Linked DNA regions of Homo sapiens: region 2 is linked to region 1. The links are chromatin contacts, found by Hi-C or POLR2A ChIA-PET in ENCODE. All regions are on one chromosome and are shown on one strand. Each heading gives the region's core, a stretch centred on a gene start or an enhancer-like site at or near the end of the contact. The rest is flanking DNA. Distances are from core to core; before and after follow the strand shown. Region 1 overlaps MICAL3 (microtubule associated monooxygenase, calponin and LIM domain containing 3). Region 2 overlaps MICAL3 (microtubule associated monooxygenase, calponin and LIM domain containing 3).

What was found. A loop is a pair of places that touch in the nucleus more often than their neighbours do. ChIA-PET counts read pairs that join two places held with the same protein, here RNA polymerase II (POLR2A). Pooled maps may share reads with other maps.
Region 2: a map of HAP-1 shows a loop between it and region 1 (3-fold over the local background). The contact joins two enhancer-like sites. A Hi-C loop is called at or near these places in 1 of 168 maps with a recorded cell type or tissue (HAP-1) and 4 of 50 pooled maps. POLR2A ChIA-PET finds 5 or more read pairs at or near these places in 1 of 52 experiments (MCF 10A).

Annotation. Positions count from the first base shown.
Region 1 is chr22:17,804,700-17,810,511 of GRCh38, forward strand. It overlaps MICAL3 (microtubule associated monooxygenase, calponin and LIM domain containing 3), which reads right to left. Exons shown (of 32, transcript NM_015241.3): 29 at 4,145-4,238. Among named protein-coding and RNA genes, the nearest start is that of LINC00528, 30 kb to the left of the region's middle. RefSeq lists enhancers at 1-278, 1-113, 114-952, 3,974-4,770. Within about 2 kb of position 3,417, at least 6 of the 41 ENCODE cell types and tissues checked have a DNase peak (open chromatin) inside an H3K27ac peak, as active enhancers do.
Region 2 is chr22:17,889,643-17,895,281 of GRCh38, forward strand. It overlaps MICAL3 (microtubule associated monooxygenase, calponin and LIM domain containing 3), which reads right to left. Exons shown (of 32, transcript NM_015241.3): 11 at 4,166-4,262; 12 at 1,843-1,990. Among named protein-coding and RNA genes, the nearest start is that of MIR648, 88 kb to the right of the region's middle. Within about 2 kb of position 2,274, at least 13 of the 41 ENCODE cell types and tissues checked have a DNase peak (open chromatin) inside an H3K27ac peak, as active enhancers do.

The sequences.
Region 1 (5,812 bases), core at 2,167-4,666:
ACACAGAGCACAGCACTCGGCCGCCATGGTGTTGCCCTCTCTCCAAACCCCGCATTCTGAATGCAGATCCTCACAGCCTCCGGTCCCACCTGAGGGCCTCCCCTTGAGAGTGACACAGCAGACACAGTGGTAGAATGCGGTCCTGCCCCAGTTTTTCAATGCATGCTCAAGGCTGAGTCAGTGTTTTTGTAACAAAAAGGCTTCCCAGGTGCCCCAGGACTGGAAATTACCTAAGTTGTGGCCTGGCCCTAGGATCAAAGGTGCTGAAGCTAATCCTTGCAGCCTGGCCATACGTCGTCATACCTTAGACAAACGGAGAACGGGATGGCAGGTCCATGCTAGAGCGCTTCTCTGGAAAGGCAGCTTGGCTAACAAAGTCTGACGCCCTCAGACGGTGATGGAAGCTGGAGACCCCCAAGTGAGATGATGGCAGGTTCCAGCCAGTTTACTACAGTCCCCAGGGAAGGGCAGACTGCCATGATGAGAAGACTCCAGATTATTATCATGCCCAGCTGCCACTGCCTTCTTCAGGGCTCAGCCAGGTGCCACAAGACTAAGAAGAGGAACGGGACGCAGAAGCAGGAGAGAAAGCAGCAGCAGCACGCACACCTGGGCTTCAGAGACGGCATCGGCCAAGGAGGGGCAGGGCCACGGGGAACTGTGATGGGAGACCAGCTTGGAAGGGATGTATTCACGTAAGAGAAGGAACATATTTGGAAATTCTTATATTCTTATGGTAGGAACCATAATTCCTGAAAATTCCAGAGAGTTTCTCAAATGCATCACAACGAAATATCCCAACAGAGCTACTAAGGCCCATCTTGAAAAACAGAACAGAAACATCTTTGGATAGAGATATCTGCTGAAGACTCATCTAAAGGAAGGAGTTTGCACTACGACAGTGGTTTTCAAGCCTCTGTGGAACCCTAAGGTTCTTCCAAAGGCATTCCAAGGGGTCTCCCAAATACCTGATGTACAAATACTTGTAGCTCTTTCAAGAGCCCTTATTAAAATAAGACACACCACCTTCAAATGTTTTTGTTTTTGAGACAGAGTTTCGCTCTTGTTGCCCAGGTTGGACTGCAATGGCGTGATCTCGGCTCACCGCAACCTCCACCTCCCAGGTTCAAGCGATTCTCCTGCCTCAGCCTCCCGAGTAGCTGGGATTACAGGCATGTACCACCATGCCAGGCTAATTTTTTGTATTTTTAGTAGAGACAGGGTTTCTCCATGTTGGTCAGGCTGGTCTCAAACTCCCGGCCTCAGGTGATCCGCCCACCTCGGCCTCCCAAAGTGTTGGGATTACAGGCGTGAGCCACCGCGCCCGGCCCAAATGTTTTATATGCCAACTTTTCACCCACTGGAGACCATCAACCCAATAATTTGTGCTGCCAGGTGAGCTTGATTTTGTGGAGCCCTCAGGATCAAGTTTCCGCCTCTCTCTGTGTGTAAGTGGCTGAACTCCCTGTAAATGTGTTAGTGAAGAGGACATTTTATTCATTTGTTTATTTAAATTCTGGCCTGCAGCATAGTGCTCACCTGCCACCGTTCAGGGTCTGTCCGGGAGAGCTACAGCTCACTGACAGCACGCACGCCTGTCAGCGAGTCCCTTTATGTAGGTGGGTAACACGTTTTGCTGCGGTATTACAGCATGGCTGGGTTTTTGTTTACTTTGTTTGGGAGCCTCTTGTTTGAGACTTGCTTGTCATGAGGAATAGGAACTGCTGTTAGATTTGCTGTGATCCAACTGTGGAAAAAAAAAAAAAAAAGCTCTTGCCTCATTTTAAACTTCTAGTGTCTACATCATTTAAACTGCAGAAATCCTGAGATTTCCAAGTAAGCTGTTAAAAAAACCAAAAACCAACCAAATAAAAAAAACCATGTTGTCACTTATAGCAACTACAGTTCTTGTGTGTACTGGCTGGATGCCGGGGCTTGGTCATGTCCACCACTCTCTGCTATAACCTGTGTTTTCAAATCTGTGTTAATTATTAACATTTGAGAGTAATTCTTTTTGATTTTAAACTTGAACTTATCATCTTGTGAAAAGAGGTCTGCTGCTAGTTTTTTGAAAACCACTGACTTAGACGGCATTTGGGTTGTGTATGTTTGAGGAAATGTGATTATCTAATGACTAGAAGAAATAATTCTGGCAAAACCCTAACGCCAATCTTCAGTGGTATATTATTTTCCGGCCCTTTGGCAGAAGCTTGAATAACAGGGCCCGTGACAGGGGCGTCGAAGCACTGTTTTACACTCAGACTTCACGGAGGCCACAGGCGCTCAAGTGCTTTACGGAAACCACCAACCTTGATGGCACCACCACCTCAACCTCATGAGTAAGGAGGGCAGGGAGCTGTCTTCTTCCTGAAGGGCTTAAACCATGAAATGCGGTTATTCTGTCTGTGTGTTGAGATCTAATCCACTGCTTTCCATCTTGGCAGAAGTGATTTGTGGAGAAGGGCAAGAAGGAATGAAGATGAGCCTAGGCTCTCTCCTGATATCTTCTGCAAGAAGAGAAATGGCACGAGGGCAGGGCCCCATAGGCCCGGACGCAGTCGGGCACAGGTGGGCTGGGGCCAACTCCATCTGGGCTCAGGCTTAACTGAGGAGGCCAAATCAGAGTGCGCAGAGCAGGGCAGGGGGGCAGGGGCACCGCAGGTTCGCTGGGAAACCTCAGACCTTCTTAGGTGAACCCAAATCTCCTTGCTGTGCTTGTCTCACAGTAACACATCCCAGTCGTCTCAGCCTATCGGATGCTAAGTGCTTCAAGTTTTTGCATTTCCTTTGGTAGCCTGGACTTCATGCATTAACAGCATCAGGTGAGCCCAAACCAAGAACATCCACATCCTCACCTTTCTCCCCATCCCATCTCTTTGACTGAAGGTCATCACTGAGTAGCCCTATAAGCTGCAATTTCCAGGCCTTAAAGGGCCTGGGAAAGGAGACCTACTTCCATTCTGGACTCCCTCACTCCCCACCACACAAACTTCAGTCCTACAGGCCACAGGAATTCATCTTGACACCAGGCACTTCCCATGAGCCCATGGGTCAGTCTTTGAGCAAGATCAGATGGCAGCAGCTGGCCCTGCTCCTGGCCGCCTCCTCCCAGTTCGTCCATTTCACAGAGAGCCTGCCTGTCAGCAGAGGCACCCTGCTCCCCTCTGCCACACTAGAGTGAGGAAGTAAGAGGATACTCCTTTTCTTCATCCCCAGCTCACAATTTAAACGCTGAACCTGCAGGCTATAAAGAGACGGAAGTTCCCCCATCCAGAGACTAGACGAAGATTTGTGGATGTTTGAGAAGGCAGAGTGGCCACTGCACCCCCGGGGCTGGTCCTGCAGCTTCAAGGTCCTGAACCAATAGGACTTCCTGGGCCGTGGGGCCAGAGATGCCTCAGGCACTCCCTTGCATTCTCTGTGCCCAACTATGCTGAGCGCAGCCGCGCAGGTTCCCTGGATGGAATGGCAGGAATGAGCGCACCACATTCTCCAGGGCTTCCCTGCCAGGAGCAGCAGTCACGAGCACAGGGCCCTGCCAGCCACTCCCCGGAGTCTGCTCCACGTCGGCTGGTCACATACCCTGAGCCTCTCCAGCCCTGCCCTAAGTGACCAGCCTTCAGCAGACACAGGGCCTGGGTGCCCTCTGGAAATCTGTGTGTGCCGAGGGTGGCCACATGCTCCCCGACCAGCGGTGTTGAGGGCTCTGTGGGCAGGAGGGTCCCAGGGAACTAACGACATGAGGGGGTCTGGGGGTGCAGGCTGGGGACCTGCTCAGTGCAATTCTGTGATGGTTCCTTGCGGTTCAATCTCCCTCACTCCCAGTTATTCCCTCCTAGAGTAAATGGTGGGGTGGGAAGGAGGGGGAAGAGCCAGCGCTCGCCATCAGCATGCCGGGGACTGAGTTTCACTCTATGGGAAATGGCAGCCCAGAGGGGCTGTGGAGCAGGATGGGCCTGGGGCTGTCTCAGACAGGTATTTTCTTTTGCTTAACAGGAAGCCCCAAATCTCAGAGATGAAGGGCCCCAGAAAATCCTGCTGGAAAAGGAGCTGAATTCCAGGTGAGGTGAAGCAAAACTAGCCTACCACGGCGGGAGGGAGGGCTTCCTCCAGGAGCAGAGCTTAGGAGGGAGCCCGGCAGTACCTGCTTCGCCCCGGAGCGCCTTCTCCACAGCCACGCCCCTTTCCTCCAGCCGCCGCTGCCTCTCCTCCACCTGCTGCAGCTGCCGCTGGATGATCTATGACAGACAGCACAGACTGAGCACCCGGCTCTCCAGCCCTGCTTCAGGAGGACACACAACTCCACACCCACACGAGGGGAAACACAGGAGTTGCCGCTCTGGAAAGGGCTCTAGTCTGTGGGCGGTGCGCTCAGGGTGTGGCGTGGAGACCACCTGCACCAGAACCACCTAGCTTGTGTAGACGCCAGGCTCCGGGCCTTGCTAGTTAGCATCAAAGCGCGTGGACGTGACTCAAGTAGTGACCACCCTCCCAGGAGTGTTGCAGAGACAGGAAGTGGATGTAATCTGTGGCAGGAGGGGCCTGAGTACCAGAACCTCAGACTGTTCTCACGGCAAGACTGCTAGAGTGCTGGAGGGGGTTCCTGAAGAGTGCAGTGGAAATCCCATCTTTACGATAAAAATTTAAAACAGAAGGCCAGGCACGGTGGCTCATCCGTGTAATCCCAACACTTTGGGAGGCTGAGGTGGGCGGATCACAAGGTCAAGAGATCAAGACCCTCCTCGCTAGCATGGTGAAACCCTGTCTCTACTAAAAATACAAAAATTAGCTGGATGTGGTGGCACAGGCCTGTAATCCCAGCTACTCGGGAGGCTGAGGCAGGAGAATCGCTTGAACCAGGGAGGCAGAGGTTGCAGTGAGCTCAGCGCCACTGCGCGTCCAGCCTGGCCACGGAGTGAGACTCCGTCTCAAACAAAACAAAACAAAACAAAACAATAGAAATCTACAGTGGTCTAGATTCAGGGTCTGTGCAGCCTGAAAACAAGCTGGAGAATGGGAGGAGAGCTCTGACCTCTGACCTCTTCCCACAAAAATCCCAGGCCTATCAGAGGCTGAGGGGCCACAAATGGACTCCTGGTGACAGTCCTCACAATTGAATGAGGTGACTTACAATGATTATTCTACAACAAGGGATTCGGGAAACTCAATGCAGGGTTCTTCCTTTTTTTTTTTATTTTTATTTTTATGAGATGGAGGCTCGCCCTCTCACCCAGGCTGGAGTGCAATGGTGCAATCTAGGCTCACTGAAATCTCCACCTCCTGGGTTCAAGCGATTCTCGTGCCTCAGCCTCCCAAATAGCTGGGATTACAGGGGCCCGCCACTATGCCTGGCTATTTTTTTTTTTTTTTTTTTTTTTTTTGAGACAGAGTCTCTCTGTGTCGCCTAGGCTGGGGTGCAGTGGCACAATCTCGGCTCACTGCAAGCTCCACTTGCTGGGTTCATGCCATTCTCCTGCCTCAGCCACCCGAGTAGCTGGGACTACAGGCACTTGCCACCACGCCTGGCTAATTTTTTGTATTTTTAGTAGAGACGGGGGTTTCACCGTGTTAGCCAGGATGGTCTCAATCTCCTGACCTTGTGATCCGCCCGCCTTGGCCTCCCAAAGTGCTGAGATTATAGGCATGAGCCACCGCACCCAGCCAATTTTTGTTTTTTTAGTAGAGACGGGGTTTTGCCATGTTGGCCAGGCTGGTCTCGAACTCCTGACCTGAAGTGATCCGCCTGCCTCAGCCTCCCAAAGTGCTGGGATTACAGGCATTGAGCCACCACGCCCAGCCTGCTCTTCCCTTT
Region 2 (5,639 bases), core at 1,024-3,523, 84 kb after region 1:
AATTCAAATTAAAAATTAGCTAGGCATGGCGGCATATGCCTACAGTCCTAGCTACTTGGGAGGCTGAGGCAGGAGAATCACTTGAGCCCGCAAGTTCAAGGTTGCAATGAGCTATGACTGTGCCACTGCCCTCTATCCTGGGAAATAGGGCGGGACCTGTCTCTAAAAATAAAAATAAAAAATAATAGGAACTATCTTTAATATATCTTGATCCTTGTGTATGGCCCATCCACATTAAACTAATGTCAAAACATGATACATCTCCCATTTGGATCAGATTGCTCCTACAGGCCTGGGACTATCACCCACCATGGCCCTTAGACCTGACAAGCTGTTAAGGTACTAAATCAGCTCTGATCAATCTTAGCCTTCTCCTGGAGGGGAAATTCCAAAATCCTCCTCAAAAAATTTTTCCATTGCTAAGTTTCCTATTTAGATTAATGGCCATTTCCTACTGGGTTTAAGCCTCTTGCTTTTCAGAAGACTGATCGCATTCTTCTTTACATGACTTCAGGTTAACCCAGCAGCCCTTAATTCTGTGTTAATCTAGGATCCCACAGCATTTTCCATTTTCTCAAACTCCTCCTCACCATAGGTTCAGCCTCTGAAACTATGACCTCACTGCTGCTGAACAGTGCCGCGCTGTCCCTGTGCTGCTTTGCCTTCCTAGAAGACGGTCCCCTAACCTTCTCCAGGCGCCCCTCCACCCCCACCTGCTAGGCTCCCTCAACCACTTCTGCCTGTTCCCTTTGGAACAGAGCTGACTCACCTGCCCATCCTCTGCCACTGATCACAATCTTTCCCAAGCTGCTCTTCCTTGCCCTACCCCCTTTCTTTGGCAGGAGTGAATAAGCCCTATTTTTACTTACTTGCTATCAACTTCTGGGTGAGCTAAGTGACAGGAGCACCAGAGGTCACTTACCTCCATCCAAGCACACCAGAAATCCCCATTTGTAATCCACACTGCACAAGGCTATTTTTACCAGCTCTTGCCTTGTCAGTTTATAACCATCATATAAATAGCAACTATATCTTGTAGGATTCCTTAAGCAATCATTAAACAAAACAAACAGAAATTGGCCCCTTAAGTGGACCTAATGATGAAAAGGACAGGAAACCAAAATAATGCAACATGCTCTGCTTCTGAATCCTTCGGTTTGGCTTCCGTGGTAACAAATGCCGATGGGGGAACCTGGGTGTGCTGGTCCCCGCAGCTGACCTGGGGTCACCCTAGAACTCTGATTCTGTAGACAGGTGAGTGGAGAATGGCCAAAGGAGATGTCACTGGGATAGGTGGGTAGGACAACAGAGTATGTCTGTAAAAAACGCAGTCTTTAACACAGAGAAAATACCAATGAACCATCATAAATTGGTCAACTGTTCATGATGTTTTGCTTTGTTAGTAGTGACACATTTGCCTTGAGCTGGCCAAATGTTCTAGCCAGGTTTCCCTTGTGACCCATAGAATTTGAGAGACAGCTGGCCGAAATGAAGAGTTCAACCGGGGCCAATAAACAGTTTTCCTTTGTGGGAAGCTAACAGGCCCAGGTGGGTGTCAAAACCAGTTTTTGACTTATGAGTGTTGTGATTTTTAAAACTCAGCTATAGGAGCACAAAAAAAAAAATTGGAAAAAAACAAAAATAAAAATCATTCCTGGGTTGAGCTATATAATACATGACATACAGAGTTTCAAATATAGTGAAATCAAAATCACTGCCTTCTAGAGAAAGTATCTTACTATGTACCTCATTCTAGGAAAAAGGACAAAATGTTACTTGATAGCAGAGTGGTCTGAGATCCTTGAGGAGTATAAAAAAACACAAAGTTTGATCACAACTTACATCAGGTCAGGGCGGTATCTATGGATAATTGCACAAAGGGCCAAGCCACTTTTCCAGGACATGGTGAGATCTGTCACGTTTACCCCTGCATAGCCATCTGTCTGCCTCTGGCACCAACCCAGCAGTTTGCTTGAACGAGCTACAGACTCTAAAACAACAAAACACAGTATTATTGGAGGTGTGGTCACCTGGTAATGCTGACAGAGAATCCTCTTTGTAGGACACATGTCCCCTTTGAAAAATTACTGAGGGTAGGGACGAAACAGTCAACACTAGTTTCCATGCAAAGAAAACAGTGAGGAACAAGGTTATGCAAATGGTATCATGACAGCGAATTCTAAGAAAAGAAACTACTAGTTTATCCAGACTCTAAGGTCAACGTCCACCCCCCAGTACCCTGAGGGACCACAGCCTGACAGCCACAACCTGCTGTCCCCACGGCACTGAGGTGGAGGAGCGCCACCTACTGTGTGGCCAGCCTGGCTTACAGCAGCTCTGAGTTCCCGGACAGTCGCTGGCACCTAGCTGAGGAAGCCTACCCCCTCCAAAGTAACACTGGGAAGAGGAGAGGAGAAAAGGCTCCATTCTATAGGGTGGCACGTTCAACCCAAAGCACCCAGGCCTCGCCCTTGCACTTCCAAGGCACTGTATAACTTGCCAAGAGAAGAAGCCCTGCAGGGCTCCGCTGACAACCCTGGGGCCCCAGACCAGACAGTCCCCGAACAGAGCTTGGCACCTTGTACTATGAATTCTCAACCCTGAGAAACTGAATAGGCAAACACATGTGCTGGGATGCTTTTTACAGTTCATTGAAACGTCTTCTAAAACCCGAACAGCCTCTTTAAAAATCCTATTATTAATCACATCAGAAGAGCTCTGATATCGGCCATTCAAAAGAATCTATGAACTATTTATATCCAAGAAAGTCTGTTCCCTTACCGAGGGCAACTGAAGTTTGTACTAAGTCATTTAGTAATTTGTGAACATAAGCTAAAAACCAAGTATCATGAAAATCCTGTTTCATTTAGGTTTTTCGCCATGAAAATGTATTCTGCGATAACACATAAAACCACCTTCTGGTGCCATCTCTTGGCTCAGAAATGAGCTTTTACTCAGATCTGTCTCCTATGTGTATATCCAACCATCCAATATGTAACAGGCAACTTCAATATTCCATGCTCTAAAATAAAAACAGTGAATAAAGATACACTCTCTGCTTTCAAAGAGAAGACGCTCCAGTGGAGAAAAATGCAAATGTTTCCAACTGCCTGCTGGTCCTCACATCCACCCTGGCATCCCAATGGCACGTCAAATTCACAATGTCCAAATGACTCAAACCTCTCAACCCTCTCAGCCCTCCCTCTGCCTTGCCTACGCTGATGTAGCACCATCTACAAACACCTACCTCTTGCCCCACAAGGTGATCAATTGCCCCTGCCCATCGACTTCACCTCCTTACCATTCTCTCTCACATAACCAACAATGGCAATGACCATCCACCACAGGCCCGGCACTCATGATCACAATGTGAGGTAGACACTGCTGCCCCCACTTCACAGACAAGGAAATCGAAGTTCAGAGCTATTCAATCACCTCTTCGAGGCCGCACAATTCACCAGCAGCAAAGCTTGGCCTGGGACCCAGTTGCACCTGGCCCAAAGTCTGAGGTCTCCTCCACTGCCTCCTCCCTTCTTCATCCCCAGCATCAGGCCCAGATCTGGGCCTCCACCACCTTCAGCCTGACTATGGCGAGGTCTTTCTACCTGGTCTCCCTGCCTCTGGTACTTCCCTCCTCCAACCCCTCTCACGTGTGGCTGACCAGGTGTACTCATGTCATTCTCTTTCAAAAAAGTATTCAGGGCCTTCAATACATACAAAATCTGGAGTGGTCCTCACCTGTCACTGAATCCTGGCTATGTTGCAGGACCCAGCCAAAGACTTTTTCCACAAAGTCTTCTCCCGAAACCTTAGCTCTCACACTCTCTCCCTCTCTCCCCTCTGCCCCGCGTCTGTACCTGGTTTCTCTCTGTGCTCTCGTAACACCTCAGGCCAAGGTAATTCCGTGTGGTGGAGGCCTGTCTCGTGCACTGCGGGATGTTCAGCAGCATCCCTGGCTCCTGCCCACCCCCAATCATGACCATCAAAAATGTCCCCAGACAACTACCAAGTATCCCCTGGAGGGCAAAATCACCCTGGGTTGAGAGCCACTGTCTCAGACAGTACTTCGGCCACTGCCTCGGACCGCACCTTGTGGCTCAGGGAATGAGTATAGACTTCTCTGAAGGGGCTGCCTGCATTTTAAAAAGCCACCACCAGAACTCACCATTGCGAGTCAATTTGGGGGTGGTTCGGGAATTCACCAGGCTCTCCATTTCCAGGTGAATATCTTTTGTTTCGCCAGTATCATATAAATGGCGCACCTGGCAGAAATTTACAAAGTCAAACAGAAAGAAAATCAAATATCAAGTAACAAATTCCTACCTAAGAGCAGAATGGCTGAAAGGAAAGTCTGGGATAGAAGGCTGGGTAAAGTTCAGACAGAAGTTAGGATGATGACCTTTAAATCTTTTATGAAATAAGGTGGGGTTTGAGAAAAACAAACACATTTTAACTGTGGGACTTTGTGCTAGAAATCAGCTACACAGGGCCGGGTGCGGTGGCTCACACCTATAATCCCTATAGTTGGGGAGGCCGAGGCCAGCAGATGGCTTAAGGCTAGGAGTTTGAGACCAGTCTGGGAAACACAGGGAGGCCTCGTCTCTACAAAAAATTTAAAAATTAGCTGTAGTCCCAGCTACTTGGGAGGCTGAAGTGGGAGGATCCCTTGAGACCAGGAAGTCAAAGCTTCAGTGAGCTGAGATAGTGCCACCACACCCCAGAGAGCCTGGGCAACAAAGCAAGACTCTGTCTCAAAAAAAAAAAAAAAGAAAAAAGAAAAGAGAGAAAAAATTAGTTACTCGGTCATGGAGGTCCCTCTAAGAGTCTCGGTTGGACTACTAATAATGCTGCCTCTTAACAGAAGGCCTAAAGGTATAAACTTCAAGTAGAAGGTGAACAGAAAATTACACTAGGGGCCAGGCACGGTGGGCAGATCACAAGGTCAGGAGTTCAAGACCAGCCTGACCAACACAGTGAAACCCCATCTCTACTAAAAATACAAAAATTAGCCAGGCGTGGAGGTGGGTGCCTGTAATCCCAGCTACTCGGGAGGCTGAGGCAGGAGAATCACTTGAACCCAGGAAGTGGAGGCTGCAGTGAGCCAAGATCGTGCCACCACACTCCAGCCTGGGTGACAGAGCGAGATTCCATCTCAAAAAAAAAAAAAAAAAAATTACACTAGAACAAATTCTTTCAAGTGAACAATCTCTTTTGTCCTCACAATAATCCTGTGAGTAGTCAGGGATTATTATTCCCATTTTTCAGGTAAAGAAATTGAGGTTCAGACAATGTAAGTCACACGTGACCGGCAGCAACAACACAGGTGGAAGTTACCTCTCCTCACTAAGGGGCAAGTGCTCTTCCGTAAAGTAAGAATTTGAATTAGAAGACGTGGCATAAAGGCCTGGATTCCTATCATGTTTGATTTTCTCTAAGTCATTTAACAACTCTATGCCTTAGCTCTCAATCTGTTGATGGAAAATGCTATCTACTTCTACCAATTCAGAGAGACATCTACCTGGATGACTAAAAAAGTATCCTTGTATGTGTGGTATTAATAGGTGCACGCATCTCAACAGATCAGAATTCTCATTGGTCCTGCAGATGGGCCCAGATGTAAATACTGACAAGAAGGTCTT